Linked DNA regions of Mus musculus: region 1 is linked to region 2. The links are chromatin loops, found by intact Hi-C in ENCODE. Cell type or tissue: heart. All regions are shown on one strand. Links, peaks and the distances in the headings refer to the core of each region. The heading gives the core; the rest is flanking DNA.

Region 1 (8,335 bases), core at 203-8,202, 840 kb before region 2:
TACCAAAGTGTGGTGGGGAGGACAGTGGGAGGGAAGTGAGGCTGAGTGGCAGGTCTGAGAGACCAATGAGGAGGAAGGTGAGCAGGTTGGGCTGTGAGTGACAGGGAGTATGCTGCCCCAGGTTGTGTCTGGCACAGCTAGCTGGATAAGCAGGTCTAAAGGCAGGTTTGTGGCGAAGGCCATGAGTTCAGTCTGGGCATGTTGAAACTGAGATAAGTTGCCAATACTCAAGACTAAGCAGGTCAGAGGCAGCGTCTGGGCTGGAGAAGGTACCATGTGAGTCCTCCATCTTACTGAGAAGGCGGCTCTGCACTGAGCTAGGCAGGGGAGGGACAAGAGCTGAAGGGGCCACGGAGGGACCCTCAGGGATGCCCAAAGCAGAGCAGGCACAGACGGCTAGGGTGCATAGGCAGTGCAGAGGAGTAGCTAGGATGAGAGGAGAAGCCTGGAAGACCATTGTCTTGGAGGCCAAAGGAAGAGTTGGTTAGAGAGGGAGGGTGTGGGCCAACTGTCCAATCCACTGACAGGCAAGCAGGGGTGAGGCTGAAAGGGCCTGCATAGTGATGGCTGGAGATCTTGGGCTAAGAGAGCTGCATTCAGGATTAATGGCAGGAGGTCCCCCACTGGAGTAGATGAAGGGACGGAGTGAGTGGGAGGAGAGAAATTAGGAGAGTGCCTGGACATGCAGGGGAGAGCAGGAGGCTCTGACCAGGCCAAGAGGCCATCTTCTAAGAGGGGAGTCGCTCCTATAGGGTTTCTGAGAGGCAGAGGCCTGTGAGCAAGTGATAGATACAGAAGGAAGAGACTACCACGTTGGCAGAACTCTCTGGTCCGAGAGATGAGGGCTTCCATGTACCCCTGCATGCTAGGAGGCAGAAAGCCTCTGCTTGGATGGCCCTATGACTCACCAGGAGAGTGTTGATGGTTGAGTGTCAGAGGAAAGGAAGAGAGAATAACTTGGAGGTGTGAGCCAGCTAGGGAAGCCCCAGGCCCAGGTGAAGCAATGGACCAGTAGTTCCTGGTGAATCCAGTTTTCCCAAGATGCCTTGTTCCTCCTCCCATGTAAACTCAACTTGTCCCAACATCTCTCTTCCCCCAGACCGTGCTCTTCTGGACTTGTGAGAAATACCCCCACCTCAAGGATTGGCAGGTCTTCCATCAAGCCCTCCTGCGCCTCGTCCGGAAGCTGCACAGGTGTGTGAGCCAGCACTTCCTGAAGCACTATTTTGTTCCAAAGAGCAACCTCCTTCAGTCAGCTAACCCAAGCGAGCTGGATGCGGTGGCCCAGAAAGTGGCCTTTTTCCTAAAGAACCCGCAGGTTGAGCTGCCCTGAGCTGGCCCAAGGAACCCTTGTTTCATTCCTTCCTGCTTGACTTTGTTCTCGGGGTGGTTCCTCTGTCAGCTGCCAGGATCCTGTGCTAGAGACAGCCTGCCAATGACAGAGAGAATGAACCAGGCCGTCAGCTAGCTCACCAGAGACAAAACTGCTCCTGCCCCAGGTCATACAAGCATTTCATCTTCCCTACCTCTCCTGGGGACGGCTCTCATCCAGTTTCCCCAGTGACTGATTCTCCATGCTCAGGAGATGGGCTCAGTGCAGGCCAGGCATTAGTCTGCAGATGGTGAATTCTCCAGCTGGCTAGACCAGAACCCATACCATGACAGACAGCCCACCAGTGGCTGGTGTCCTTTTTAACTCTCTGCACCCCAGCTCCAAGCAGAGGCCAGTGGGTCCCGTTCCTCTCTCAAGTGTGGGGAGTCATCATAAGTCTCAGGGAAAGTTCCAGAGAAGGACGCAGCTGGAACTCTACCTGTCGCCTGACTCGTCACAACCCCCTCTGCCACGGTCAAGCCTATAACTTGCTTCCATTTCAGGAGCGAGCTCTGTGCTGTGGCCTGGCATGTCCTTCACATCTGGATGTGAGCTCCATCATTTCACTCCCTCGCTGACACATAAACACTCACTAGGCACTGAGAATACAGGGACGCACAAGACAGACTCACTGGAGAAGACAGAAAGCAGACAGTAAATTGGTAAATTCTGTCACCACACACAGAAGGACGATCCTGAGGGAACGTGTGGACAGCTAAGAGAGACCAGAATGGTCACCTCAGGCAGGCTGGGAGGGATGGGTGGGCAGCTCTGGCTGTGAGAAGCTGGGGTGGAGTCGGTACTATTGTGTCCTGGGATCAAAGGTGCAACATTTACCTCCAACAAGAAGAAAGACTTTGTGGTCTGAAGCACATTTCAGATGATGGCTCTGGTGGTCATGTTAGGAGGGATCCTGAGGTCCCTGCTCTTCACCATGCAGAGACTTCGGAGCCCCACAGCATCGCACATCTGTACAGTCTGGGGATTGTGCTCTAAGAGCGAATGGCTTCCTTTGGCATGTTTTTAGTGCTTCTCAACTCCAGGGAATCCTTTATGAATTTTGAACATTCTTCCCAAATTTGCTTAACAAAGTAATATCCTTAAAAGCACAAACACTGCTTTGGAGGCTCTGAAGAAACCCCACGTGCGGAGGAACGAGCCCGAGGCCCCTGACGTTCTGAGCATGCGCCCTGCCAATGAGCTGCATTGGCTTTTTATTTAGAGGCTGGATCTCACTAAGTTACCCAGGATGGCTCTATTTTTTTATTAGTTTTTTATTAGAATATATTAATTATACATAATGATTGGTTTCATGTGATATTTTCATGCATGTATAAAATTTTGTGTATGAGTGTGTGCGCATGTGTGTGAACCAATGACTTGTATACGGGTTTCATCCAGGAACATGGATAAGGGACTAGTTACAGAGAATGGGCACCTTCTAGTGGCTACACCACTGAAGAAAGTGCCATTAATGGCTTATAAAGCATCAGGGAGAGATGGGGCCTTGTTAGCATTCTCCACCTGTGACAGAATGGTGACAGTCCAATTGTGTTTGAGTGAGCACGGCCTCTGAGCGTTCAATAGTGTCATCACTACGTTATAGCTGGAGACCGCAGTCCACAACCCTTCACCCTATCCATCAGCCATTCTTCCCCCCCATTCCATGACATTTCCAAGGCAAAAGCCTAAGACGGCTTTGAACTCACTCTGTAACTCAGGCAAGCTTTGAATTAACTTGCAATCCTCCTGCCTCTGCTTCCCAAGTCGCTGGAATGATAGTCCTGTACCACCACTTCTGATTCCGATTTGGTGAAAATCAATATTATTTTTATTCAAAAGTGCTGCAACAAAATAGTAGAAACCCCAGATTATCAGTCAGTAAATCAAAGTTTTAAACGGTTGAAAATGTGTCTTATGTAACCAGATGACTTTCCCCCCCTTGGAAGCACGAAAAAAGCAAATGCGATGTTAAAGCACCAAGACTTGCCTTCTAGTCATGGAGCTGAAAGATTACAATATGCAAAAGGGAGGCTGGACGTGCTGTTACTTAAAAACTGTGTGAAGTTTAGAGAGGAAGACCCACAGGCCTGTGAGACCAAGTGTTTTCCATTAGAGCTGTGCACTGTGGAAGTTGTAGGATGTTCTGTGGATTCCTGGCTGTTCCTACATCTGGCCAGCAGAGGCCAGCAGGCACTCACAAATGAAAAGAGCCAGGCCCTATGGGGCCTTCATTTTCAGGACTGTTAGTCTAAAAGGCAAACCAACCCAGCTTCCTGCAAACTGGTGGGTTTCCCCTGATGCTAAATTGCTGACCTTTTCTAGCGCCTCAGCTAAAGCTCCAATCTTTGCTCAATGCTGAGCTGTGAAAGGAGAGCCTGCCGAGCAGCCCCACCTGGACACCGCAGATGGCCAGCTTCAGCGCCAGTGTTTTTGAGGCTGGATTGCACAGTGCAGTGCAACAATGTCTGATCACAGCGCTCCTTAGCTTTGGTCAGTTTCTGTCGTCACTTTTACAATAATAAAGACCTGTTTGTGTGTCTCTGTGTGTGCATGCCACGTGCGTGCAGGTGCCTGAGGATTCCAGAAAGAGGGCACTGGATTCCCAGCACGGAGCCACAGGCAGTTACACACCACTCCACATGGGTGCTGGGAACTGAACTCCAAAGGACCTTTTCCATCTCCTGCCCACATCCAATAACGGGGCTATGCTTGCTCAGGGAATGGTAGGCCTTCAGATGAGCCTGACTGTGTGCCTCTCACCTGCAATGCTGGGTGAGCTCATGGCCTTCTCCAGTTGCTTGGCATCTCTGGGTCTCCAACTTCCCCGTCTCCCCAAACAGCTGCTGGAGCATAAGTCATATCCTCCCCAGTTCACTGCCTGAAACCCTAATCCCCCCATAGCCCACAAAGAAGCTGTTAAAGAGAGGAGGAAGTTAAAGTGCTGTTGCCTTAATCCAGTCTGGGTGGTGTCCTCAAAAAGGGACTAGGGTTCACAGAAGGGACACTAGAGATGAGCCAACGGGAGAGACGAGCCACTGGATGCCAGAGGACAGCAAGGACTCATTACAGAGACCACAGAATTTAGCCCTGCCCATACCTTGACCTTGAACTTGTGACTTCCAGACCCTCAAGAAAATAAATGTCTTTAAAAAAAATTCTCCCTAGAACATTGAAATCAATAAAGGGGACAAATAGATATGGAAACCTAGTCCTTGGTACAGGGTGATTTCTGTGGAAATATTTGTCATATCAGTGTCTTCTCCTCCCTCATGGTCTGCCACGCCTCATAGCCACACCATCCCAAACACACTCTTCATAACAATTAAAAAAAAAAAAAGCCATGGATGGTGAACGATGTAGCTCAGGGATAGAGCACATGTAAGCTGCTTTGAAGTTTTAACTTATTTTTCATATTAAATTCTGGAGTGTTTGATTTTAAAAAAAAAAAAAAGAATATAGGTAGGTCTATAAGAGAAAACAGTATAAGTGATCTAAACTGCCACTATAGAAAAGGTGTTTGCTGCGGAGACCCCCGTGGTTTCCACCAGAATGGGCAATTAACAGGACTTAAGAAAATGGTGTTAGTCAGAAACAACAGACCTATGGTGGATAGTAGACCCCATGGGTTTTGAAGTTTTAAAAATGCTATTCCTGACAAACACAGTGAGTTGTGCGGTGGTTTAAATACATATGCCCACCTTGGGCTTATATGTTTGAATACTTGATCCCCAGTTGGTAGGACTGTTTGAGAAAGATTAAGAGATGTGGCTTAGCAGGAGGAAGGGTGTCTGTCACTGGGGAGAGCTTTGAGGTTCCAGAAGCCCACCCGTTCCCAGTTAGGTCTTTCTCTGCCTCCTACTTGCAGTTAAGGATGTGAGCTCTCAGCTACTGCTCCAGCGCCATGCCTGCCTGCCTGCTGCCATGCTCCCTACCATGATAGCAGGTGCTGGGCTCTAGTCATGAGCCCCAAAGTAAACAGCCCCAAAGTATAAGTTGCTTTTGGTCATGGTCCTTTGTCACAGCCATTAAAAAGTAGCCAAGGAAGGTTGCTTGGTTAGGTTCACATTCTTAACCACAGAGAAGATCTGAGAGACCCCAATCTCTCCACGTTCTAGGTGGACAACTTTTAAGTCAGCATTTCCTCATTGTTCGATGTACATGCCAAGAAGATATGTAAATATAAATTTGAAGTTCAATAAATGTCAGGTCACCTGGTCACATGCTGCTTAACACTTCTGTATTTCTGCGTTCCTGAAGTGTTCCAACATTTACTGAACAAAGTGTTTTTAAATTTCCCATGATATTACAAGTTTTCAGCTTCTTACAGTTTTCATAGAACTTTTGTTTAATGTTGAGACTATGTTGTTAGGGACATGTAGGTTCAGTAGTGTTACTATCTGCCCAGCTTTCAGAGGCCTTTTCTAACTATGTATACACTTTGCTTGCATTTTGTTGGAGAGGCTCCATCTTATTTTCATTAGCGCCTCTTACCTTAGCTCTACCTTCTGGTCACTTCTTTTGCTTTTGAATCTTTTACTTTAATGGTGGAAGCTGAGTTCATCACACTGTGTTTTGGGGGGCTGTGTGTTTACGTTTCATGACTAAACACACATGTGGCTTGCTTTCTTCTTGTCTCTTGGATTCCAGCTGACCTCTCTATGCCTCTTGACCCACTTTATTGCCCCTGTTAAAATTAAGATCATTGTCTTTGTCACCCCCCTCCCCTCCCCTCCCCTCCCCTCCCCTCCCCTCCTTTCCTTTTCTTGCATCACTTCCTGGGACTTTCTTGCTTTGTCTAGGTTCTCTTAACAGTTACCTGGGCTATGAACTGGAATCCAGAGTTGGCCAACATCTCCACTCTAATCTGATGATGACGAGGATCTTAGCAGGCTGGGGTTCCCATCACTCCTTCCCTGTCTGCTACTGTCAGTAGGGATGTTGGTTTTAGCCCATTTGACACTCCATACACACAAGTACATAAACAAACATGGAGATTTTTTTTCTTATTCAATTACTTCATAAAGTCCAATTTTATTTGGTTCACACATTTAACACTACCTTTACTCTCTGGAATTTCAGTCCCTAATATGCACGCTAGCATTTTCTGTGTTGCGAGTCCTCACGCAGCAGGAACAGCAGGCTAGAATGAGCATTTTCATTCTTCAAAGAAATTTTCTACTCTTGGTTACACACTTATTCTTAGCACATTAAAATATGTCTTCTGCTATCTTCTGGTTTCCATTATTAAATCATCCAGTTGACCATTTGTCTACAAGGTATCTTTCTTTTCTTTCTGCTTTTAATACTCTCTCCCCCATTTTGTGTGTGAGTGTGTGTGTGTGTAGTGTTTCTCCTCTCTTTTTTTGGTTATTAGATTTTCTATTTTTGAAAAACAAGTTCCAACAATTCTAAGGAATCATTAGCATTTAACTCTAAAATGTCTTTACTCTTTCTTCCTATGGGAAATCTAAGGTGGTTGTGAAGTTAACTGGCGATACTACCCTTTGTGACTTTCAGCTTTGACAATTTACACTATTTTATCTCTCAGAACTGCATTCTGGATGGATATACATTTGCACCCGCCTTTCAACTGACTAATTCTCTCTTAAGCTGCATCTAATGTGGTATTGCTGTGTCCACTGAATATAGCTCTACTATTTTGGTTCTTATTTTAAGAGTCTGTTTGGTCATTTCCAAGATTTGTGCGATTAAGCTCTCGGGCAGTGGTTTTCAACCTTCTAACACCATGACCATGCAATGCAGTGCCTTATGTTGTGGCAACCTCCAACCATAAAATTCTTTGCTACTTCATAACTGTAATTTTGCTGCTATTATGAATCGTAACATAAATATCTAATATGCAGAATATCTGATATGCAATCCCCAAGTGTCATGACCCACAGGTTGAGAAACACAGTTTTGGGGTCTCCTGGTCATGGTCATGTTCTAAGCTCCTCTTTTACATCTTAAATATAATAAATGATTTTATTCCATGTAAGACCACTCTAATATCTGAAATCACCAGAGTGTCATTTCTGTTTTTTTTTTCATTTTACAATCTATGATAGTTTCTTTGTGTGCTTTGTTAATTTTTAATGTGGATTGTTTATTCTTCCTTTAAACATCATCTGTGGGGATTGTTTGAGGTCTAGATTGAAGCTGAACTACATAAAAAGACTGACTTTTAAACCTGCCAGTTATCCAACAGCACAGCCAAGATCATTTAAATTACATTTGATGCTTGTGCATTTTCAAGCTAACAAATAGACAAGTCCAGAGAGAAAGCATTCAAGATCACCTTGTGGTCACAGATCCTTAGGGGGTGTCTACATGATTTTTCTATCACCCAGTGATAATGCCTAGATGTCCAAGTCTCCTTCAGAGACACTTGCTCTCATCCAACCCATTCTGGAAATGTCGCCTTTTGACCCAACTTAATCGGGAGACTCCAGAAACTGCTAGGTTTCCCTCTCCAGCAAGCCATGTGCATCTTCCTCCATCCCTGGAGGACCATTGATGAAAGGCTGCAGACCTCCTGGACTCCACTCCTGGCCCCAAGGACCAACACTGCTGGCTACCTGTCTGCCACGGTTGGTTCTTGGATTTGCTTCATCTGGTGGAGAGCTATGTATTTCTACATCAAGAATGCGTTTAGGAAGGTTTTAGAATCCGTGCAGTTAACTCAGCATTGCAGCCCTGTCACGTGAGAAGGTGCTACCCTGAGGGCTAATCTGATAAACTACAGTCTGCAATAACCTGATCCAAGCCGGATGGACCCCCACGTCCCCATGCTGCTCTCTAACTATGGTCCCAAGTTAATATTCCCCACGTATCTAGGCCAAGCCATCCCCTTGACCCTGTAGACTTCGGCAGATCCGGTCTTGCCTCCCATCCCACCATCCCATCCCGATACACCAGCTCACCCCACGAGCTAGAATTCTTTTAAATGCTTGCACACTG
Region 2 (8,335 bases), core at 88-8,087:
TTAGGGTGAAGGAAGGCTTGGCATTTGGAGAGTTGAGGGCGGATGGGGTAGGCACGTGGAACGCAAGAGACAGGAGGGTAGCAGGGAGGAAGGAGAACTGGACTGCGCCAGATCCTATGGACCCAGGGGGGTTTATATCTGTCTTCAATTACTAGAGAGCCACCGGGGAGTTTTGCTTGGGGAAACAAGAGTCAATCATGCTTTCGATGGTTGGTATTTCTTGAATATATCTTTTGTTTTTGAAATACTGTTTATTCTTTGAAGATTTTATACACTTATATAATGTATATTGACCATATCCATCCACTACCACCTCCCTCCAACTCCTCCTACCCCCACCTCACCTCCCTCCCAACTTCACGTTGTGGTTTTGTTTTTTTTTTTTTAATTATTAATACTTAGGAGGCCAACTTGCACTGCCTATCTGCACATGAGCATGGGACTAGCCCCTGGAGTATGAGCAACCTTCCAATGTCCTCATAGGACAGTGACTTCCCTCTACAGTAGCTACCAACTGTCAATAGCCTCTCTGATGAGAGCAGGTCCTCAGCTTCCTAGTCCCAAGCTATGTTAGACCTTTGACTGTCTCAGTCATGTAAAGGTCCTGCATAGGTAATCAGCTGCTATGAATTAATACATATAACAGCCATGACATGACCAACCTCAGCATCTCACAGATCTCCTGATTCATTGCCTATTCCTTCAAGTTCCCTAGACCTGTGCACATACCCAAAGGACTTCTCTCCTACTCCAGAGATAACTACAGATTCGTGTTCCTTGAGGCTCAGGTCACCATAGCTGGGCGATTGAGTCACTCAAGACGCCTTTCATGACACATGGATAAGAAAAATGCATCACACACGCACGATGGAGTATTACTCAGTTGAAAAGAATGAAATCACTAAATTTACAGGTAAATCTATGGAACTGGAAAAGCTACAGTGAGTGAGGCTACCCAGGTCTAGAAAGACATGTTGCATGCTATCTCCCACGTGTGGATTCTGGGTGTTTAACGTGGAGTGCATGTGGAAGCCAGGACACTAGAAACGGGCCACTGAGGGGTGAGCGCCTTAAAGGAAGATGGATAGTGAAATATGGGTGAAATGAAGGCAGAGGAGGGGAAAGGTTCAGCATAGGGGAGGTGGGGGTGGGGACAGTGCATGCAAAGCTACTATGATCATCTAACCCAAGACAACCTTTCCATTGCTCCTGGTTGCTCATCATACCCATGTCTGTCCATATTGCTGAAGGTGATACTCACTTCAGAGGCAGGGCATAGAGAAATCAATCTCGGACTGAGCAGGAAACGTTTTCCCTCATTGCTGAAGTACAACACAATCAGGCGGTACGTAGGCTGCTGCAGAAGAAAAGCACCAGTGGTGCTAACTAGCCCCAGCCCCAGCCCCAGCCCCAGCCCCAGCCCCAGCCCCAGCCCCAGCCCCAGCCCCAGCCCCAGCCCCAGCCCCAGCCCCAGCCCCAGCCCCAGCCCCAGCCCCAGCCCTAGCCCTAGCCCTAACACCAGCACTGGTCCCAGCGGCTACAGTGCCAACCTGCCCGGAAAGATGTGCATACTGGGGAAAAGTGTGGCATGACCAACTGCTTTCTGATCAGATCTAAGGCCCGATTCACAGGAAAGAGTTCATGACTGGTGTGGCAAACCTAGTCAAAAGCCATGGTGGGAGAATCATATACTCTAGAGGAGAACCCACTACTGTTGTTTTGCAGAATGGCCATCTTGCCGTACTGCACTGTAAACATTTGTTTATAGTCACAGACATGTGCTGCTCGCAGCTTTGGTCAGAGAGGCTTCTTTTGTGCAGTGGGTAATGGTTAACACAGACTCATAACTAACCTAAGTGCTGAGTATAAACAATGGAGCGCTCAGCTATGGGTGAGCATTTGCTCTGAAATAAAATAGTGCAATGCAGACTGCTCTATTCCAGCTCCTAGGTGAAGCCAGGAAGGAGCTGTGGGGTGCTATCACCAGATCTGTGCAGGTTGTCTCAGCCACTAAGAACCCAGCATCTGGAGGGGCTCAGAGGTGGTTAATCTTCAGAACTTGGGGTAACACATTCCTTCTCAACAGGAGAACTTAGCCTGTGCCCAAGTGCCATGTGTTACCACCCAGAGAAAAGGCAACTTGGGGCAACTGTGTATACAGCCACATCAGCCTTCTCATCCTGGTGTGTGTGTGTGTGTGTGTGTGTGTGTGTGTGATGATTATAGCCTTAGGGAAGCAGCGAGGAGTACTCCTGCATACTAAAAACATTAGAAATTAGGGTCAAGAATCAAGCTAGAATTAAGTAAAATACCTAATATGGAGAGAGCAAAAAGGAGAAAGGACTTAGCTTAAGTATGAAATTAGATAGAAAACAGAGGGTGGGAGGAAATAGAAAGATCCAAAGAAGAAAGGATTAATTACAGGACGGGGTTAAACAGCCAGGCTGAGAAGCACGCACATATAGAAGATTATGAAAGAGACAGACATGTTATCCTAAGGCCACTCTATGGCAGTGTAATGAGATTACATGGGAATAAAAATGGGGGAGGGCACCCCAAATCCTACCATCTCATATAAGCATAATCATTATGATTCTGGTGCACTCTCTTTGTCGCATCTCCCTGTGCACTTGCTTTTAATGGCATTTTTGGAGTTTTTAAATCATAAGAGCGATACATGCTAGTTGTACAGAGTAGAACAGCAGAGATCTGCCAGCTAGCCTTCCCAGAGGGATAGAAATAGAGCCGTGTAATACAGAGCTTTAAAAGTTTATGGTTTGATGTCTCAAAATATTGGCATGACTACAGTCGGAGTACACAAACAATATTGATGTGTTCCACTGTTCCATTCTAGTTTCTCTGATGTCCTTGGGGTGGACCACTGATACACTAGACAGTATGGCTGAATCTCAAAGGCATCACGTAGGGAAGCAATAGACATGCTCTGTGACTCCATTTATAGATGCTCAGAAGGCAACGTTTTGAAGATGGAGATCATTAGGTTGATCTCATTTTCAGGACCATAAAAATGGTCTTAAACTGTGGGGAGGGGCTTGGAGAGGGCACAGCTAGTGAAATTCTTGTCACATAAGCACAAGGACCTGAGTTAGGATCCCCAGCGCCCGGAGAAACCAGGTGTGGCTGTGCATGCAGACACATGGATCCCTGGAGCTTGCTGGCCAGCCACTCTAACCAAGGGATAAGACTCAGGTTCACCAAGAGATCACGCCTCAAAAACCAAGATGGAGAACGACAGTGGATGATATCTTATGTCAAGCTCTGCTCTCCATATGCGCACGTGCACACACACAGGCACACAGATGTATGTGTGCACATATACATTATACACATCATACCATATACAAAAAAAATGTTCTAAATCCAGTTGGCAATGCAACTCTACACGTTAAAAAAAATGCACGACGATGAATTATATACAAGTAGGAAAAACTGCTCTGAACAACTCTTGGCATCATATTTTAAGAACAGTGAAATTTGGAATCTAACACTGCAAAATTTTGGTACAACAAAATCATTTGTCAGACTGAATGACAGTTCAGCTATAAACAGATTTTTGCCCACAGTAACATCTTGATTGTTCCTTAATCAAAGGACAGGTTTAAAACTCTCATATATCTGGAAGGCACCAAACAAAATGAAATCGAGTGAGCAGTAAGGATTTGTTAGCAAAAGGAATGAAACAGAAGTGGGCAGGCCTTCTGCTTGGTTTTCATGTTAATAGGCTGCCACCTAGTGGTTTCTTGTAAAATGGCTTTTACATTTGTTTTATTTAGTCTTATAATTTGTTAAGCATGCCACTGCAAACACCTAGATGTTTGATGAAATGCAAGTGAACTATCTGAGTCACTGAATATATTTTAAAATTTAAAATTTTTGCCTGGCAGTGGTGGCATATGGTTTCCATCCTAGCACTTAGGAGGCAGAAGCTGGTTGATCTGAGTTCAAGGACAGCCTGGTCTACAGGGTTAGTTCTAGGGCAATCAGGGCTACAAAATGAACCCCTGCCTCAAAAAAACCAAAATTAATAATAATAATTATAATTATAATAATTTTAGCACACTATTTTTTGAGACGATATCCTACACATCTAGCTGTGTAACTCAGGCTAGCTTGGTCTCTCTATGTAGTTTGCCTTTAACTCAAGGCAATCCTCCTTCATGCTGGGGTTACAGGTGTGAGCCACCAGACCTGACTATGTTAAATCTTTAAACCTAGGAATAAAGAACGCGTGTTGCTAGGGTAGTTGTGAGCACTAAATAACAGCCCTCATCTTACAACACACCTCAGAGAAAGCTGAGATTTGACAACTTCCCTTCTCAGAATGTGCTGCAGGGCAAAGATCTGTCACATGCCAGTTAGAATGAGGCTCTCCGTTTGCAACAATCAAAATGCCCGAGAGTTTCAGAAAATCGGGTGCTGGATGGGGTGGTACTCAGTGATTCAGTACTAACTTAGCATGCTCAAGGCATCCTGGCACTGTCTCCTCACCCCTACCCCACAGAATAGGATACTTAGAACTGACAGCTGGCTAGAAACCCTCATATACAATAAATGAGACTTGCAGAGCTACTAGAATCTGACAACTGGCTTGAATTTTAAATTGCTGGATACTTTTAAAAATGATGCTGACAGGGGTGTTAAGGGGTTAGTGTCGGAGCGCACCCTCTCACCTCTAAGGAGTGCCCAATGAGGCTGACGTGTGTCAGCCAGCATGGTGCTGAGTATACTTGCTTTCAATTCCTCAATAACTAACATGAGTGTATTGTCCTGGATTCACAGATTAGGAAACCCATCTGCTTCAGGGTCACCACCGATTGTGAGTAAAGTGTGTCTACTACCAAGTTCTTCAGCCACTAGGCTATTTACTCAGCATGTTGGTATGCCTACCATTTACTTTCCACACGGAAGCTTCCAGCACCACTTACAGAGATGGCTCAGCGGTTAAGAGCACTAAATGCTCTTCTAGAGGTCCTGAGTTCAAATCCCAGCAACCACATGGTGGCTCACAACCATCCGTAATGAGATCTGATGCCCTCTTCTGGGGTGTCTGAAGACAGCAACAGTGTACTCATATAAATACATCTTTGGGCCAGAGCCAGCCAGGCTGGAGTGAGAGAAGTGTCTGAAGACAGCTACAGTATACTTACATATAATAAATAAATAAATCTTAAAAGAAAACAAGCAAACAAAAAACCCCAGCTCTCTTGAGACCCAATTTAGTTCTCATAAAAGTCACCTATTCTAAATCAAGCATGGAGATGCATGCCTATAAACTCATCATATAGGAAGCTGAGGCAGGAGAATTGTATTTTGAAAGTCAGCCTGGGAAACATACCCAGTTCAAGACCAGGTTGAGTTAATCCTAAGACTCTATCTCTAAACAAACAAACATAGCTTTTTTTTAGTTCAAGTGCAGTCACTGTCACAATCCAGCTACAAATTCCAACATAAACTGTGTTTAGGCCAGCCCATAAGTCAATAATTTCTATTGTTAACTTGTACATTTAAAACATCTAGATTTAGGATTTACTCAAACATTTGTTCTGAGTATGACAAGGCTATTAAGAAACCCAAAACTTACATCCTCTGCTTCATTCCAAATAGAAATTTATATACAGTTCATTCTCAGAGGTCTCTCCAGATGTTTTCAGGCTAAGAACATATATGAACTATATATGCACAAAACCTGTACTTGCTTGGCTGTCCCACTGGTCCAAAACCACCCCTGTTAATATGATCCGGGGTCTAAACGTTTTTATTTAGCACATCCTAGATTTCTAGAAGGAACATTTTTCCTTGCTGTATGTTATCTGTGTCCATTTTTACTTACTGGATGTGTGCAAGGCGGCTGAGCAGCTTCAGAGGAAATGGTGTCTGGAATGACGCATTTGAGACCTGGACTTTGTCTAGTCTCAAAGTCATCTTGTGCAGGAAAGAACCTGTAACCTGGGGCTGGAGAAATGCCTCCGAGATTAAGAGCTCTTGCTGTATGAGTTCAAATCCCAGCAACCACATGGTGGCTCATAACCACCTATAATGAGATCTGGTGCCCTCTTCTGGCCTGTAGGCATACATGGAAAAGAGGGAGATATATATCTATCTATATCTATATCTATATAGAGAGATATCACCAGACTTTTGGGTACTTTGTGAATTTTTTAAAATTCCACTCTTTTCCACCCCTCTCCTTTCCACCCCCTAACACTAGGTAGAAAAGACAAAAGGGCAGAGGGGGAAAGGGGTGACATTATTGTTAGACAACTTCCTGCTGATTAGGGGCGTCGAGTTTCTTGGGGCAAGTTTGAGCTTCTTCACCATCATATCTAATTTCTTCTTTTCATCTCTTTGCACACAACTGCTTAACAAATCACAGTCAACAGCATCCAACCGCTGAGCAGCCAATCAGTTCCTAGTATCAGGCCCTAGTATTTATATACCCTCTGAAGAGTCCCCAGAATTCCACACACTCTCAGAAACCATCTGCAGCTGGCAAAACCACACCCCTGTTAGAGCATGAGGCAAATTACAGTCAGCTGCTGTGGACAATCTGAAGCAGCCCCACCTGGGGTTAAAACAAACAAACAAACAAACAAAACATTCTTTATATTTCTGTGTTTTTTTAAAGAAACCAAAATTCTCACTACAAGAATCACCGTGGTCCTCTTTCCCCAAACCTTAGTGTTTGTGGTCTCCACCTCCTCAGATGGTATCCACTTCACATGCATATAATACAGATCTTGGAATTGCAATCTAGGAATAAAGAAAATCTGTTTGTATAAACTTTCACTGGAGAACTGGGGTGGGGCGTGCCACACTGCGTGCACTTGGAAATTCATCTCTCTCTCAAGCTCTCCGGGGTTTGCTGCTGACTCCATTCATCTTGACATTTATATACTATTTTATATTTATTTAAGCATTAGGTAGAGGCTAGTTCAGCTTCTTCCACTCAGTAAGCCCCTTGTGGTTAGAACAGTTGCTTTAAATGTATGCATTAAATGAACTTTATATTTCTCAAACACCTACTCCTCTTGGGACACCAAAAAAGCTATTTAGTAAGAACTGCTTAATTCATAAATGATACCTCGGGACTGTCTGGACTCTGAACTCCTAAAACATTTACAGCCTCCATATAGCCCAGACTTCTTAGACATTGCAGCTTTTCTGTCCTCATAGCAGTTGTGTGTGCCACTCCAAGACACATGATCTTCAACTGCTGAAATATGAAGTCATGGCTATTGCAGCCAAGCTCCGATAGTCATTCCTCACCTTCTGCTCACTGAAAGAATCCATTACAAGTTCTTTCCTTTCCTTTTCTTTCTTTTTTTTTTTCTTTTTGGTTTTTCGAGACAGGGTTTCTCTGTGTAGCCCTGGCTGTCCTGGAACTCACTTTGTAGACCAGACTGGCATTGAACTCAGAAATCTGCCTGCCTCTGCCTTCCAAGTGCTGGGATTAAAGGCGTGCGCCACCATGCGTCACTCTCGGTTTTTTAAAAGTACAAATGCAAAATAAGTTCAAAAGGTTTGACAATGCAAAACACACAATGTAAAATTAGTAAGCACGCAAGGTCTTGTATTGCCCTCAGGTTCTTCTCTCAGACCCAGGGCGTCCACACCAGGCGGTCCTTAGAACCTCACCAGGGGAAGGCAGCCTAAGACTCAAAGAGCGCGGAACCTGGAACTGAGATCTGTGCAGATGTTCAATCTTTGGTGACCCCGTGGACGCCCTGCACTCATTTAAAGGTTGCCCGGGGTCCTAAGGGAGTCTTTGTGCTTATTACAGACTATGCAGTAGATTCCCAAAGTTTTAAGGGATGCTCCCGCCTTTTGGCCGCCTCAAGTTGAAGTGTTCCCGCCCACAGTGGCTGCTTCCCGAGCAGGCAAGCGGCTCTGGCTCCCTCTGGGTCTAGTGGTTCCTCTGGAGTCTCCCAAGCTCAGCCTCGTCCACTTCTCTCCAAGTCCTGCTTTCCCCAAGCCAGGGAGCATGCCGGCGTCCTCACTGGAGCTCAGCCACGCCTCCTCACTCCAAGTTTGATTTCAGAGCGCGCCAAGCCTGAGGGAGACTGTAATTGGTTGAAAGTGAGAGACTCTCCCGCTTGATTGGTGGAGTGTTGTGGTGGGCGGGACGGGGCGGAGTCAAAGACGGAAACCCGGCGGGCCAGGGCTTCCTGGCTGCGGTATGGACCTGGTTAAGTGTCCGGAGCACGGTAAGGCCTCAGTCTCGGGATTTCCCTCCCGGGGACTGTGGGACTGGCTTGGAGTGGCCGATGCTGACCTTCTTGTTTCCTCAGGGGACGCCTGCTTCTTAAAGACCGGC

The links. A loop is a pair of places that touch in the nucleus more often than their neighbours do. Peaks named below come from ENCODE experiments on the same cell type or tissue, not always from the same donor. Only the 100,000 strongest peaks of a DNase experiment are listed, where the experiment ranks them.
Region 1: a loop joins it to region 2, with 6 times the contacts of the local background. A loop is called at or near these places in 20 of 42 quality-filtered maps.

What each region holds. Positions count from the first base shown.
Region 1 is chr3:101,808,017-101,816,351 of GRCm38, reverse strand. Mab21l3 (mab-21-like 3) reads left to right here. Exons shown (of 7, transcript NM_172295.4): 7 at 1,100-3,276. The coding sequence ends at 1,333. Among named protein-coding and RNA genes, the nearest start is that of Gm33381, 16 kb to the left of the region's middle. In heart, for the core only: a CTCF peak has its summit at 3,551 (motif pointing right); a DNase peak (open chromatin) is centred at 3,561; H3K27ac peaks cover 614 bases.
Region 2 is chr3:100,969,510-100,977,844 of GRCm38, reverse strand. Ttf2 (transcription termination factor, RNA polymerase II) reads left to right here and starts at 8,182. Exons shown (of 23, transcript NM_001013026.2): 1 at 8,182-8,225; 2 at 8,310-8,335. The coding sequence starts at 8,198. In heart, for the core only: CTCF peaks have their summits at 3,753 (motif pointing left) and 6,069 (motif pointing left); no DNase peak of the experiment used is centred there; H3K4me3 peaks cover 523 bases; H3K27ac peaks cover 517 bases; H3K27me3 peaks cover 500 bases.